Linked DNA regions of Homo sapiens: region 1 is linked to region 2. The links are chromatin loops, found by intact Hi-C in ENCODE. Cell type or tissue: HCT116. All regions are shown on one strand. Each heading gives the region's core, and the rest is flanking DNA. Links, peaks and the distances in the headings are about the cores only.

Region 1 (8,338 bases), core at 20-8,019, 490 kb before region 2:
GTTTCAGTCCAGACCCAATTTCACCAAATAATTTCACTCAAGAGCTGTAAGTACCCTTGAAACCTAAGGAATGCAGAACAGCTTTGCATTCAGCTCCCCTTTTTACTCATTCTCTCTCATCTAATTCTCATTGATGAAATAAATACATTTTGAAAAGAATTCAATAGTTATAAAACTAAATATATTTCCCCTTACTTTAAATTATAGCAACAGAAGTAGTATATAATCATTTGTGTAGGTCTTTCAAGCTGCATATAATAATCATCATGTTACTTACAGTATTATATATGAACATCCTTCTTATATTCTAGCTCAAATATTTTCTGGAGAAATTAATTCACAATTTCATTTCCATTTCTGAATTATCAAGCAATTTTAATGTAAGTTAAGATTCTATCCCTGCACTACAGCTGTTGTCCAGGAGAAAATGTAGTGTGACCATTAAATGATTTAATTATTTTAAATATAAATTCCCTTTAAAAACATAAACTGAAAACCTGAAGAGCTGCCATCAGTGGTTTTCAGTTGCATTAAATCTATGACTTTTATTTTTAAAATTAGAAGAAAATTTTTTAAAAGGCAAAATGATCAGTAGGAACTCCAGGTAGCCCAAAAAGCCACTGGACCTTTTACACCTGTAAATCATTGCTTGAGTCTAAATACATATGTCTCTGATTGACCACACTATCTTATGCAATTAATTATACCAAAGGAAAAGGTTTTCCTTAGAATCCCAATTTTCCAGTGGCTAGGGTTATTACCCTCATTTTAGAGAAAAAACAGTTGTTTTAAATTCTCCAACTGTGATTACTTCGTTTAGTTGTGACCACAACTTTTGTGGGAAAAACAAACCTACACTTTCCTTAACCTTTCTCTAGCCAGTATTAAATGACACTCCAGTGAAGGCTGGGCTACCCTTTCACTGCAAGGACAATTTACCAAGCAGGGAAAACCTCTTTCCCTTAGCCTGGCCCCTGCCACACCGCATAAATGGAATTTAGTCTTCTTTCTTCTGGAATCTTATGGAACATACTGCTACTGTGTTATCCACAAGTTCCCTTTCCAGAATTACAGTTGGACTCAATACAAACCACAAAAGTGATAAAATCTCAGAGGGCTGATGTGTTTGGCACCCAAAAAAACAAGTTGGGGAAAGAAATTAGATCTACGTAACATGTGAGGGACAGACAGGAATACTATCAGAGGAAAAGGAAGAAAGCTTTCACCTGTGGCATGAAAAGAAGTTAAAGCAAACCATTGGAAAAAAAAAGTCATCCTACAATCACCATCATCCCTAAACGAAACTATTACCACTTTTTTCAAAGATCTGCAGCTGCGGCTTGCCCTGGAAAGTGCTCTAAATCAAAGTGTACACCCATCCTGGGCGGGCTGGCATCCTCAAGGCCTCCCATTGACATCTAGAACCCTCTCCCAAAAGCTATTCCGGCCTCAAAAGAAATGCCTGAGAAGTCGGCCTTCCCAGGGGCCCACTTCTGCTTGCCCCCAGCGCCCCTCTTCCAGTCCTGGCTCAGATGGAGTTGGGTTTCCAAACCCATCCCAATGGAATTCTCAGATCGCTGGCCTGATAATCTTTAAAGGCTCCTTCGGAGCTGGGGCTCTGACTTTTATCTTCCCTCCCACCCTTCTTCCCTTTTTGCTGGCTCTCCCCACTCCTTTTTCGTCTCGCCCCACCTCCCCTCCTTAATTTGAAGATCATTGACACGATAGGCTGTAATGAGTCCTTCAGAAACTGTTATGATCTACAGTGACAATCTCTGCACCTAATTCACAGATTATTGACAAGCACCGTGGGCTCAATGGTGTCAAGTTGTACTTGTGGTTTCAACACCCCGCAGCAACCCACGTAGCCGCTGGGCCCTGGATTAGGACCCCCAGTCTGGCAGTGCTTATCTGCCCGTCTGAGTGATGGAGAGATGAGTATCAGTCTATACCTCAACTGCTTCAAGCCCGCCTGGGCTTTCTCCCTGGCGCCTTTGTCTGTGTCAGGGTTGGAGCAACGAAACTGAAAGATCTCCAGAGTTTGAAAACAGAGTGAAAGAGCAAATTTAATAAATGAGAGCTCAGCCTTGAATCTTAGTCTTTATTAATAGAGTCATGTCCCTCACACCCAAATAACTATCAAACTTCAAACCACATGTACTGTTTTTCAGAGTTCGGGTTCTTTCCTGGGTTCATCATGAAAGGTGTGAGGGATGAAGGGGAAAAGGGTCTGAGGAGTTGGCAGGGTCTCAGTGGGCCTAAGCTAAGTGGGCCCATCCGCCTGGATAGTCCTCAGAATCCAGCAAGATTGGTTACTTACAAAGCAGGGCGCCCAGCCAACCCGCGCGGGCTCAGGCCTGGACGCTGGGACAGGAGACCAAAAATGCCCGCCCCGCCCCTAAAGGGCGCTTTGCCGCCGCGGAGAAACGCGGCCCGTTGCCAGCCGCTGCGGTTTTCCCTGCTACTAAGGAATCAAGTCACTCGCTGCCCCCTCCTCAGCCCTCAAAGATGGAGGGGCTGCCTTCCTGCTGGCGGCCTTGGGGAGTGGGATTCGGGCAGGTGCTGGGGCCCCCTGGGACCACAGAAATAACACTGCGTCGGGAGAGCTGGGTGGCATTCCCAGGCCTGGGCCACCCACTTGTTTAGCTCTCTTTCCTCAACTAGGGGTTATGCTTTCTCCATGGGCCCTAGAAAGTTGGGCACTCGCTCCCGGCACGCCCACCCGCCCTCAGCCAGGTGCGGCTTCTCCCTCCTGCCTTCACCCAACAACCTGCTACCCCACAGGCTGGGATCCCTGGGTGCGGAACGGGGTGGAAATCTCCAGGACTCTGCTATTGCACGTTCGACATCACTTCCGAATAGCAGGCATATACTCTCTTTCTGGCGTCGCCTCCAACATTTTGCTGGCTTTGGCCTCCCTACCCCACGGGCTGCGGGAACCACTGAGCAGCCTTCGGACCTCGGCTGTCAGCGCACCGTTTCTTACCTTATCGGTTGGCGCGGGTTCACAAAACTAGCACCGACTATATTATTTCTGTAATGGGGACAAGCCTTTTGGTAGAGCAAAAGGTGGGGGTGCTGTGGCTGGAATCCCGCTTGCCTGTCTTTTCCATAGAATTCGGGGTAGAGATTTTATCAAAAGGCTTGATTCTTCTCTCCTTCCATTGCATCTGAACCTACTTACTAAAAAACCTAAGCCGAGATCTAATTCTGGAACCAGATGGAGAAGTCATCTCTCATCGCACTAAATAGCAATTCCCCTTGAAATGTTATCTCGAATTCGCTAATTTTGGGAGGTGGGAAGAATAAACATAAAGGTATCATAAACCTTGCATAGCCATAGTATTCAATATTTTAAAAAGCCATTCTTTTATGAAAAATTAAGCCGATTTCCGTCAATAAGCAAACTTTAAAAACGCGATCTCTAAACTTCTTAAGGGTAAAGTTAAAATCAATAACCATAACCCTGAAGATGTAAATCTTAAAACATCTTGTTCATTTAGCACAGTAATTATTTCTATTTGATTTTAAACAATTAAGCAAACCCACATTTCCCTATTGTTTTAAATTCAGAGGATGTGCCATTTTTACAGTTTCTCTTTCTGAAATAATTCAAAGGCTACTTTTGCCCTCACTTGCTGACCAAAAAGAAGAAGAAGAAATAATAATAATAAAAAAGGCAAAGCTCTTTATTATGTAGACAGGTAGTTTTTTGGAAGTGTAAAAATACTCCCCCTTCCCTAGGATAATTTGGATTCCTGGTCAACGAAATGCTGAATTTCAAAGAAAACCTTCCCTACCATTGGCACACCTTCCCCGAAATCCTACGGCTAAGATGAAAGAAAAAAGATACCAGGCACCTGTTTCTTAGCCAGTATGTGTTTCTTAGCCAGTATCTGGGAAGGAAAAACTTTGACCAGGATTGGTCTAGGGGATGGGAAACACTCAAAGAAGAGACTGGTCTTTTAATTATACTCTGGAAATAAACACATAAAAGCAAGTTATTTCGTTTACTCGAAGGCTCAGTTACGATACTTGCAGGACCTCTGAGGGCATTCAAGACGCTGCTGACAACGTCAAAACAGCAAGCAGCAGCATCTTCCGTTTAATTTTTTGAAATGTGGACAAAACGGAGGAAGTATACTTTGCTTGATTCTCCACGGCTACAGAAAAATGCTTTGTTTTTCGTCACTTTTCTTTACCTGTTTTACCATCGCAGAACCTTTCAAAAGAGTTACAAAACCAAACCGGGTGGGGGATGGCTGGGATGTGAGGAGGACAGTCTTTATTTTTTATTGAATTAAAATTGTAGTATCGCCTCTTTAGTTTTTTATTGAGTTAATATTATATTATTTTTCAAGGATATAAAAATTTGTTTTCGCATCCCGTTTCTTTTTTGGAGGGCAATAAAAGAGTTTTCTCTAACCCCAGAGCAGGATTCCAGCGATTTCTGGGACTGGCGCTGCGCAGCTCCTACTGTGTCCAACAGGGGGCGCTGGGCACGAACCTGCGCAGCGGCTCAGTGCCGCTTCACATCTGAGTCGGGTTCCAGCCCCGGAAGGCGAGAGCCGCTCGCGGGGTCGAGTACAGAGCTTTAGTCTTCGTGGATAAAAAGAGATTAAAGGCTAAATTCTTTTTTGGGGATATGTGTGTGTGTGTGTGTGTGTGTGTGTGTGTGTGTGTGTGTTGGTGTGTGTGTGTGTATATGTGTGTATGTGTGTGTGCGCGCGCGCGCATGGGGGGGTGGTTATCAATTTTAACCAACTACGAAAATGCAGAGCTTTTTATCCTTTGATGTTCTCATAAAGAAACTCCTATCGGATGAGAAATTACACGGTTTCTGAGCCAACACTGCAGCTATAGTGTGGGGGAAATTATTTAATTAAAAATATATTTTTCCATCTGTTCACATGATCTTTTTAGAAGTACTTAAAAAGCTGACACTGATCCCTTTGGCCTGTTAACCTTGCCCCCAGTTTCAAATACTTTTAACTATATCGAAGGCCTTTCTATTAATTTGAAGGAGAAAAAAAGGAGACCTAAATATTTAAATCACCCCTAAATAGTTACTCCTCTGCACTCCCCCGTCCCACCCTTTCTTTAAACAGGGGCTTTTATGTGAGTGACACATTTCACACTTCCGATTCTGCAAAGCCAGGTATAAATGACAAGGAGCGGCTCTAAATAATAATAATAATAAAATCTAATTTGGGACTACATAACACCCAAGTAGAGTAGAAGATCTAAATAAAATTGTAATCCACCCACCCACCCCCCCCCAACCCAACTTAAAAAAAAAAAACCCTTCACCTGTATTTAAATAGCGTGTCTTTAATTACAGCAGTTGGGGATGCATGAGGCTGAAATGAAATTAGCAGTCATTACCAGTCCTTTAACTCTGTGGTGCTTTTGATCAGCACTAAATTAGCTTTCCAGTCCTAACAAAGACTCTACAGCAAGCAGTGGGCTGTAAATAAGACAGCGCGACCTGCCCTCAACACCTTTTCTCTTGTCAATCATAGCTCTATCATTCAGCCCAAGATTAACCTTTATCTATCAAATTAAAAAAAAAGAAAAGAAAAAAGAAGGAAAGAAAGAAGAAAAAGAAAAAAGAAAAAGAAGGCGGGAAGGAAAGCCCCCTGACCACCACATGTCGCAATAACAGAGGTTCCCAAGAGCCCCCTTAAAAGTGTATTATAATGAGCCCATGTCAGAATCTGCAATTTCCAAATCATCCCTTCCTACTCCACCCCCTACACCTCTCGAGTATGTTAGAAGAGTCAGAATGCTGTTCAGGTAGGAAACGAATCCTACACCCTCTCCCCCGCCCGCAATGGCTAATTGGGCGTGGACCACCCTCCATAAGTCAATTTGCCATTAGCCTGTCCTCTTCTATTAGTCTAACAAGATTTAGGGAGAGGAGGGGATGTTTGAGGAGGAAACACTGGTGAGTTTAAGACATATATATATAAGTTCCTAGGCTGAAAACAATCAATTTACTCCACTAATAGTCTCTAGTTTCTAAGTCTGCGGAGGAAAAAAACCAACAGCAATAACAAAAACCCAGCTGCTTTTCCCAGTACTGCATTACGAAAGTAAAACATTGGTTCAAGTTGCCATTAGAGGGCGCCAAAGAGCAAGCCCCATCACCCCTCGCTCGACTTCCCGCAGAAACCCTCCCACCTTCCAGCTTCGCCATGCTCTGTAATTCCTTCTCTCAGGTAATATTTCCTGCTTATTCTGCCCCCATGCATTTCTATCTTCCTCTATGTCAATCTCTTATAAAAAACGAGGTATCGCCATGTCCCCTTCCTCTTGTTTTGCAACTTCCCCCTACCCGTAACCACCACCAAAATAGTTAAGACGCCGATTGAAGTAGTAGCAACCCCTTAATGATATGTACCTTTTGAATCAAATCACTCTTTCCATTTAGTAACATTGGTCTGGAAGAGGTTCTTTATGGGGGTGAAATGCTAGAGTTTAACATTTTTAAGATGGAAGCCTGAATTTTTCATTAGTGGGTTTCTTTCTGGGGGCTCACAGATCTATTTCTTCAGTTTCATAGTAAAAGAAACACACCCTTGTAAGACAACTGATTAAGTTCAGTACCAAAACCGTCCAAAATAGGATGAAATAATGTCATTTCATTTCTGCATTTGTTAAATCTAAATTAGAATTTAATTCCAAAAGTTAACGCTTTCAGACTTAAATCTACCAGTGTTAAATGACTGCCACACAGGGTGTATTTCCAGATCTCTTAAAGGTCAAAAGAAAAAAAAAAAAAAGAAAGAAAAACAGAATGAGTGGGGAAGAAAGTGAGGTGGGGGGAGGAGTGAGCTAGCAGTGAATGTCAAAGTTGGGTTGCAAGCTACTTACATGTCCATGCCAGATCAGGGTGTTGTCTTGTAGCAGTTTGATTGGCAGGTAAAAAAGCGAAAGAACGTGAGGGCTCCCTGAGCCTCTTGTCAGCCCAAGCTTGATCACTTCTCACCGGACAGAACCAGTTGAAGGAGCTTGCAGTTCCCCTCTCGTCCTTCATCCAAGGCACCGTGAATCCATTTCGGCTTTTCTTCCCCCCAGTCTTTCCATCAGCCTCCTGCCTTCACCCACATCGCCTTACACCAGCCTCCAAGACCTAGCCTAGCTTTGCCACTGCAATCCCCTGCAACAAGAAAAATCGTTTATGGCTTAAAACCCCAAATGGCTGATTTTTTAAAAGAGAGAGAGAGAGAGAGAGGGAGAGGGAGAGAGAGAAGAGAGAGAGGGTGAGGGGGAGAGAGAGGGGGAGCGAGAAGAATGCACCCAGAGAACAACAAAAAAGTCAGTTATCCTAACACTGCTCTATCCCCCCACCGTACAGAAGAAGAATAAAAAAAAAAGCTTTATGTTTTTTCAGTGGGTATTCAAAGATAATTTGATGCCATTGTTTCTGCTACAGATGGTTCTTTTAAATACAATAACACGGCTCTTTGTGCAGGCTACCCACAATAAAAATCGAAAGCGTTCCCCTGAATAACCATTTTGTTCTCTCTTGTATGGGGCCAACAAAAGATGCCGTGAGGTAATGGGTTCTGTTTATTGAAGCCATAGAATAGGGGTTTGATAAAGATTTTTTTAAAGCAGAAGACCTTGCAAGGTCGGGCTGATCTCTTCATATTTTTTTATTACAATATTTGTCCAATAGATTATTCCTTGGTGCAGCTGCAGGTTTCCTCCTCAATTCTTAATCAGCCCAAACATCTGTCTCTTTGAGGAGGCTTTTAAAAATCTACAATTGTATCATTGGTGCAGTAACCTTATCAAACCCTGAGTTTTTAGGCTCAGTACAGGCAAAGGCAATGAAGTTTCAATTCTATTTGGTCCTGGTGGGGTGAGGCAGAGGGTTGGGGGAGAGGAGATAAGCAACCCCAGATAGAGTGACTGAAAAAAAAATGAGGCTTTACTCTCCCCCACTCTCTGGTTGGCCGTGCACAACTGTATGAGCCAGACACACAGATCACTGAGGGCTTCTTTCATCCCAAGGTGTTTCTCCCCATCTCTGCAAGACCCCGCCAGTATGCGCATGCTAGACAGGGGCTAGGCATGTTTTCTTAACATACTTGCCCTTTCCTCCAGTAAGGTCTCCAATCCTGGAAAACCTAGGATGGGAGCCCAGTGGGAGGAGTGGAACAAGCTAAAGGTTAGTCTTTAGCACCCAGAAAGTCCTACTCTTGGCTCTTTTTGATTCATCATTAGCTAGCTTTGACTCACTAATTGCAGCCATGTGAGGGACTGGTGGCCACAGCCTTCCTATTACAGCACCCTATCCCCTCAGGCTTGCTCTTACAGCCACCTGGCT
Region 2 (8,338 bases), core at 28-8,027:
CCTGGAATGCCCAGTCCTTAACATAGCATCTGGAATTTAGCTGGTATTTAATATATTTTAGGCCAATGATGGATGGAAGGATGAAGGATGGATGGGTCCACTACAGCACAGGGCTCTCTGAATGGTTACCCAGATGTTTCCAATACCGATCTTTCCTAATTTTTTCTTTAGGAAAAGAATTTATGCTTAAAGCCAGTTCTGGGAAAGTCAAAAGCTGTTTTAATTTTTTTTTTTTTTTTAGTATGAAGGAAGATATATGGTTGAAGGAAACGAACGAATAAATGGGATATCCTCTCAGGCATTTTCCTCCGAGGAGTCATGCTTACTGAGATTCACATTAAAATCTTGCAGCAAATGTCTCTACAAACTCCGTACTGCTTTTTCTTCCTTACCAGTATCTCCTCTACTAATTTTAATACTATGTAAATATGCTGCTGATCTAACCTCAGCTATCTACCTGCAACTCACAACTACTTTCAGCCTCACACATATGCTCATCTAGTTTTCGTTTTAAGTCATTCTAAAGATCAAATGTCTTTACACTCCTGGAAATGATATTGTGTTGTGTGTGTGTGTGTCTGTGTCTGTGTGTACCTATATATATGTTTGTGTGTAAATTATCATAAATATTTGCCTGGCCACATAGACCACTGCAAGTACCTGGAGATCTGGGAAAACTCATTCTCTTTTTAAATGAACACTGTGCATCTATCTTTTTGGGGGCTTGTGTCTGTCTTTTTCCAGGATGCAGTGACACCAAGCTGAGAACTGACATCAACCAGAGGAAGGGGTTGGAGAGGCAGAATTGAGGTTGGAGCAGCCCAGTAGAGGTTCAGGAAGGTCACTGAAGCTGAGGATGATGAAAGGAGGGTCATAGCAGCCACATCCAGGAGGCCATTTAGGAAAACTTTAAGCAGGCAAGTGATGAGACTTGATTTACTTCTTTACAAGATCATTTTGTGTGCTGTGTGGAAAGGTAATTGGAGGGCACACAAAGCAGAGGAAAGAGACATACATACGTAACTTAGGGCAAAGTTGAAAGAAATTTAAATTCAGTATTACCATTAAACCTCAGCCATTATTAGTCCACTTTAACTTCAGTTTTCCATTTTATTCTGAAGTTAAGGCCTTAAACACGTCACACCTTGGGTTCCAGCATCAAATAACCACAGGCTCCAGCACACCCACATCTTTCTGTTGTGTTTACCCAAGGGTTTCAAGGCTTCAGGGAAGTCTTAACATCTGTAGCCTTTAAAAACCTCCTAATATCAGAGAGCAAGCATGTTTGTTACCTTAACTCTTCTATTGAGCTTGAGCTCATTGTATCCACTTATTTTCAAAGGGTAACTACTCTTACAGAGTTATTGCTTCATGCTTTTTGTTCTCCAGCACACAGGCTGTGGCTATACTATACCCATTCCTGACCACCACCCTGCAAGTCCCAGGTGGTAGGAATCCCCCACTCAGCCCAGCACACCACCTTCTCTTGGTCCAAGTGGCTTCCACATTCGCCCAGCCCTCAGTATCTCTTCAGTGGCTGCAAGAGCCTCTTGACTTGTCTAATACACTCTAGGAGAGGCAGTTGCATAACTGTTCTATTCAAATATTGTTAGAAACACGATTTTGGACTAAAATCACTTTCTGCAGTGGCTTCTCCTTTGTCAAGTAAGAGTGCCATGTTTTACTATTGTGAATCACAAGAAACTTAAATGTCTTTTTTCTTTCAATGTCAATCTATAGCAGAAAAGCATATTTTTAAAAGATACAAAATCACATGAATTAAGTTAAGCATATTTAGAAAGAAAGAATACAATGTTACTTACTCTTTCTGTTACTGAGATTATGATTTCTCTCTAAATATATTCTCTATTTTCCCAGTATTCTTCAACGAGCACGTTACCTTTGACACCATAAATCATTATCTTTTGAAAAGTTTGATATTTTACATAAACTTGTAAATTCATTTAAATGATTTTACTATAACTCATATATATGATTTAACTTGTGTGGGTGTGTGTGCGTGCATGTGTACATGCATGCTTGAACGTAACTTTATTCCTACCAGAAGCACTAACTCCTAACCCTGGTGTAGGAGTACTGGGTTCAGGTTGCACCTACAGGCAGCAAGTCCCACCCTCCAGTGCCTGGGACCCAGGAGAAGAGAGGCCATGAGGTTTTTGAAGGAAATAACGTGGGAAAACAAGAAGGTGGACAAGAAAACAGGTTCCTGAAAAACAGGTTCCTGAAAACAAGAAGGTGGACAGGAAAACAAGTTCCTGGTCATGATAGGACACAAAAGCATGCAATTAAGTGAGAATTAATGAACTAATAGGAAAATGAGAAAATAAAATCCAAATATCCAGTGATTCCTTAACACAGACTCCTAGTTTTAAGACAGATTCTTAGTTTCCCTTATAATGTTAAAGATGAATTTGTCAGAGTCCCTGTCCTCATTTCAAAAACAAAACGAAACAAGCAAACAAATTGGCTTTCTAATATGTGCCATGCATTGTGTAAAGAGCTCTATGAGCATAAAGAAAGACATGACTGTAAAGCACTTAGAACATTGCTTAGTGCCTAACAACCACTGACTCATTGCTGCTGCTATTTTTACATTAGCCACCATTTTAGAGATGAGAAAACTGAGGTTCAGGAAAGTGACACAGCAAAGATTTTAATCCAAGACTCTCTGACTTTAAATCCACTGTAAACTCTTAACTTCATTGCAATTACTAAAGTTACAGTCCAAATGCCTTTCCAAAGGGCCTCAAATGGAAATATTCTAACATGGTGCAAACTGAACTGTGAGTAGTTCTTTGAAGTTCTTTCATTATATTTACTACACTTTCTTAAAATGCAATAGGCTGTGAGATTTACAATGCTCAGAGTTTCTAGTTATTGTCTTTTCCCAGAAGAGCCTTTGATTTTGTTAAGAATCTTACCTTAAATCTATAGATATAATAAGTGAAATCAGGGAAATGCCATCAGGAATTGCAGGCATTATTCTGAACACAGCCGGTACCATACAGGGCTATAGCTGAAACACCTTGGACAGGATGAGGCTGGTTCTAACCTAAAGCATACAGAATACAGGAAAAGTGCCTTGGTTTCTTTTGTGTAACTTCCCAAGGATAGTTTGTTATTCTCCTAAATAATGTATCATATTTGCTGTGGGAGTATACTGGTTAAGAACAAAGCCTTTTGGATTTGGAAAGACCCAAATCCAGGCCTCTTCTCTGTCCTTCCTGGCTGCAGTATCCCATGCAAGTTGTTCTCTTTGAATCTATTCCTGTGTGAGTATAAAACGAATGATAGTACCTACATCATAGGAAAGGAGAGCAAGAAGAAAATGAATTGAGAGAAACGCGTATAAAGTACTTAGCATAGTCCAGATATAGAGTTGGGGCTCAGTAAACGCTGACATTATTAAAAGGAAAACATGTTTTTGGATTCTAAAAAACGCGCCTATTTTAGGCGATGTGTTCTAGGGGAAAGAAGTGAGTCAGGAGATGTGGATCCTATTTTGGGATTCAGAACTGTAGTCACAGGAACCAGCAATTTCCCTGAGAGTTTGTGAGTTGATTATAAAATGGAGAAAGTAATATTTTTGCTTACCTGCTTGGATGCATGGAATACAACTTTCTTCTCCTAAGAATCAAGTGTATAAAACATTTTTTCAGTCATGTGGGTCTTTGTATTGGGCATGAGATGAGAAGGGTATTTTAAACCAGTTTCTCTTGTATACGTTTTTTTAAAAATCTGTCTGCACATGTCAAATCGTCAGCAGCCAAGTCTAGCCTGTAGATGCAGACCGAACACTTCTTTAGGAGCTCTGAACAATATGCCAAGATGCTTACGGATACCAGGAAACAGGAAGACTTTGAAATCAGCAAAATAACTCCTGGAAAATTCTCCTGCTAGTACCTTATCATTCTGCTTCCCTATCTCTGTGCTGTGCATATTAAAAAGAAGGGGGCAAAGAGAAATAATGGATTCTCTGGATTTCCTTGAGATAATATGTTCAGAAATGGTTTCTCTGGGAACTAATGAGACATCCTTTGCAGGCTGAATAATATGAATTCAATTCTAACCCAACCATTGAAGTATAATTTCAAGGTAACCAGTAACATTATTACGTCCTTCCTTCCTTTCATATACCCATCCCAGACTAATGATAACTGTTTTTGCCGAATACTTTTAAAGCTTTTCCTTCCTGATGAAACTTTAGAGTTTTTTCGTTAACAAAGTTTATATAGCAACCATAAAAATCAGAAATTACTAATTAAGACTATTAGGAAAAATCCGCCAGAGGCTTCAGAATTAAAATATATCTTAATTAGATAGGCATTTCAAGATTCTAGGATTCTCTTCTATAAATGGTAAAAGTTCTACCCCCAAACTGGGTGGAACTTCATAGTGCATACTACTGCTTCTGTTCATTCAACTGGGTAGTGTTACTGCATTGTGAATGCATCAATAGGAACAGAAAATTATGCTAGGAGACTAATATTAACAACAATGACAACACCAGAAACAAAATCATAATTGAGAAGTCTGAATATAAATCTTTTTCTCAAGGAACCATTGGCCGCAAGCTGTAGAAACGATGTATTTGTCATTTTATATTTGCCTACAGTGACACCTGCTGGAAAACACTGTTGAAGCTTTAAAATAAAAATAAATTTAAAATTTAAAATAAAAGCCAAGCTTTGAAAATATCAGCCATATATTACTATTATTTTTGCCTAAAAATGCATTGCCTAAACTTCAATTTAATTTCTGATTCTTCTTTTGAATTTTCTTCTCTGTGCAAACTGAGAAACTAAGATTCAATTCCATTTGATGAAATAATTGTTTAACTGGTATGAGAGAATTGGAGTTAACTTTTATATGATGCAAACTATTTTTAAATGGAAGAATTTATAAACAGTTTGGTGGCATTATTTTGCTTCTTTCTGAAATGTTGCTTTAAAATTTGCATATCAACTGCAGTGTGATGATAAGTATTTTTCAAAATCTTACTTAAGAATAAATATCAAGATACTTAATACTGGTGAAAATATTTAATAGCTAGCACTTTCCTAAGCAGCATTAATGCACAGAGCCATTTTGTGTTTGAGGTTTTTATGTTGTCCTTTAGCATGCACTGGATGCCAGCTACACTATGCGTTAAGCAACCAATGTGGATCTTATGCAAATTCCCTTTGATTTCAGCAGAGACTTTGCATACTAAGAGTTCCCATCTCCCAGTGACACAGAAAAGGATTTGTGTACCTATGTCCCATTACCATTAATAACATTCACCAATAAAATTCTAGCCCATTGAGAAGGTGCAAACATTTACATGGAAGTGAGTCTTTCACAAAGCTGATTTTACCCCAAGATTTGGTATCTACAAGGGACTTGTCATCTACAAGGGACTTGTCATCTACAAGGGACATATTTGCAAAGAAGTATCTTGAGATCTTCATATTCTTGAGTTCAGTCACTTCAGACTTTTCACAATCATTTCAGTATGGTTTGTGTGCTGTTGGTGACACTTTTTCCCACTTAAATTTTTTTTCCTAAATGTAAAAACTGTCCTCAAAGTCACAGTTTCTTTATAAAGCAAATACATAGGGTTTCTTTCCACTTCATTTGTAGCTATGCCTCCATTTCTCTAAAAATTCCTTCTAGCATTAGGTAGAGACTTGATGCTTCAGAACAAAGGGACTCATGTCTTTATACCTGCTACATAGCTGGTTTTCCATCTTTTACCATTTCACCATATCTGTTCTTCTGGGAGGAAGCTGTCTTTTCTTAAAAGTCAAAATTCATAAGGGAATAAATGTTCTCTATCTTAAGTTAACCTCCATATTAATCCATTTTCTCATTCCTTCAGCTCTAAAGACTGTGTCTTTATTAACCAGTAAAGCTGCCAATGATTTGTAGAGATGATACTCCACATACCCTTCTTATATATGAGGAAACTTTGGCCAATAGAGGTAGACTAAGGTCAGTTACATGAGAAGCACTTCCTGAATTAATAAAGTGATGCCAGTTCCATAACTTCTGTAGCTGAGCAAAATCAGTAACTTTTTTTCATCTCTGTCCATTGCATCCTGAAGTGGTACTATGGTTCAAATGTCTGTGTTCCCCCAAAATTCATATGTTGAAATCTAATCCCTAGTGCGATGGTATTAGGCAGTAGGGCCTTTTTTCGAGGTGATTAGGTCGTGAGGGCAGAGCCCTCATGAATGGGATTCGTGTCATTATAAAATAAGCCAGAGGAAACTTGTTTGCCTCTTCTACCATGTAAGGACATGGCAAGAAAGCACCAACTATGAACAAGGAAATAGGCCCTTACCTGATACTGAATCTACTGGCAACTTGATCTTGCTCTGTCGCCCAGGCCTGAGGGCAGTGGCACCATCTCAGCTCACTGTAACCTCTGCTTCCTGGGTTCAAGTGATCCTCCCACCTCAGCCTCCAGAGTAGCTGGAATTACAGGAGTGTGCCACATACCTGTCTATTGATCTTGGACTTCTAAGCGTCCAAAACTGAGAAATAAATTTATTTGTTTATAAGCCACCCAGTTTATAGTACTTTGTTATAGCAGAATGAATAAAGTAAGACAAGTGGGTAAAATGAACTTTTAAAAAAAGAGATGGTTAAATATATATATTTTGCTTAGCACCAGTTAAAATTTTTTAAAATAAAAAGATAATTTTTTTAGGTCTCCACATAAATTTTATCCACACACCTTCAAAATAGTTAAGAATATCTCCAAATTTCTTTCTCAGTTCCTGGGATTGAATTTTCCAGGCAGTAAAGCAGATTTCTCTAATCTTTAATCTCCACTCCCAATTAATCCCACATTGCAGGATAAAGGAAGCAGAAGTAAGATACAGAAAACAGTACCCCTCACTCCTGAGAATCCTAAGAGATATTCAGAGAGACCCTGGGTTTCTCACCATACAGAGAAGAAAGTTCAGAAAACTCTGCTTAATGGTTTAAGTAAACTCAATTAAGCTGAAGCTCTTGAGCATACAAGTGTTGCACTTGCTATACAGATGTATGTTTATATTTGTTTTTATTTTATATGTATTTGCTTTTATAAATTGTAGGTAAAATACCAACAACATATCAATTTGATATTAAATTTATCAGCACATTAAAAATCACACAAATCATTAGAAAACTACATTAATGAAAGTATTCAATTTTTCTCCATGCTTTAAAGAGTTAATCCTCAAACGGCATCTGCACAAATTGGAGGTGGGTGGTTTCTGGATCTTTTATCTAAGAATATTTTAATCTTGGGTTCTCATTGTTATGACAGTTCAAATTAAAATCACGTAAGTGTATTCTGAATAACACTTTAGAACTGAGAACTATCATGTCATTTCAGTGACTATGTTTTTTTCAAGTAATTCTACTTCCAATGGTATAGTCCCACTGAAAAAAAAAGAACTGAAGTAGGTTTAATGTGTGGATGATGAAATTTTATCACATGAAGGACAAGTCACACAATCATGTACTACATCCAGGCTTTTCCAATAGTTTCAGTAGAGAAAAGTAGTGGAAAATTTGAGTAATTTCACAATGGCATGGGTATCTGTCAGTCTTTATCTGTCTTGTAGGCCTTTCTTTTGGGATTTTTGGTAGGGCTGAAAATTAAGAGAGCTACCTTTCTTCCCAGTAAGTTGGGCAAATGACCCAAGCTGGCTAATAAGAGGATTCAGTGATTGGTTCAAAGGAGGACATATGATCCAACCAAGCCAATCAGTGTCATTTTTGGTCAGGGCTTATGGATTTGGGAGGGAACAAGGGGGGTTTATATTTCTGGGATGACCTTGACCTGTAAAGATGCTATTGTCTTGGAGCTACCCATGGGACATCTTTGCTAATAGTTGGATAAAGAGAGAGAGAAAGTCCGTCTGAGAATAAAGCTGTATGGATAAAACCAGGGGCAGAGGTAGAGAATTCAAATGAAATAATTGTAACCCCTGAGTTCATTCATTTCTTAATTTATGGTTTCACCTTCCCAATTATGTGTTTGTGATCCAAAACAGTACAAAAAGGTGTTGTTGTTGTTGTTGTTGTTGTTTTCTTGCTGAGCTAGTTCTTCTGTTCCTGTAACTCAAAGGATCTTGACCAATACACCTGGCACATAATATTGCGCATATGCATACTCAATGTTTAAAAAAATGTGTTACAAGAATCAATACCATATTCACATTCTAAGTGGCCATTTCATTTCAGAAAAATAACATCATTTATTATATTAATGTTGTTAACACAAATTGTATTGGGATTCTAGTTTATTTATAGTTAATCTGTATATTTGCTTTAGTTG

The links. Hi-C counts contacts between places; a loop is a spot of excess contacts. Peaks named below come from ENCODE experiments on the same cell type or tissue, not always from the same donor. Only the 100,000 strongest peaks of a DNase experiment are listed, where the experiment ranks them.
Region 1: it touches region 2 in a loop (6-fold over the local background); 31 of 110 quality-filtered maps call a loop at or near these places.

The regions. Positions count from the first base shown.
Region 1 is chr3:181,698,422-181,706,759 of GRCh38, reverse strand. It overlaps SOX2-OT (SOX2 overlapping transcript), which reads right to left. Exons shown (of 7, transcript NR_075092.1): 6 at 6,877-7,162. Among named protein-coding and RNA genes, the nearest start is that of SOX2, 9.3 kb to the left of the region's middle. RefSeq lists an enhancer at 1,470-1,971. In HCT116, for the core only: CTCF peaks have their summits at 4,495 (motif pointing right) and 6,116 (motif pointing right); DNase peaks (open chromatin) are centred at 4,509 and 6,119; H3K4me3 peaks cover 1,235 bases.
Region 2 is chr3:181,206,713-181,215,050 of GRCh38, reverse strand. All of the region lies in intron 3 of SOX2-OT (SOX2 overlapping transcript), which reads right to left. Among named protein-coding and RNA genes, the nearest start is that of SOX2-OT, 150 kb to the right of the region's middle. In HCT116, for the core only: no CTCF peak of the experiment used is centred there; a DNase peak (open chromatin) is centred at 4,610; H3K27me3 peaks cover 2,871 bases.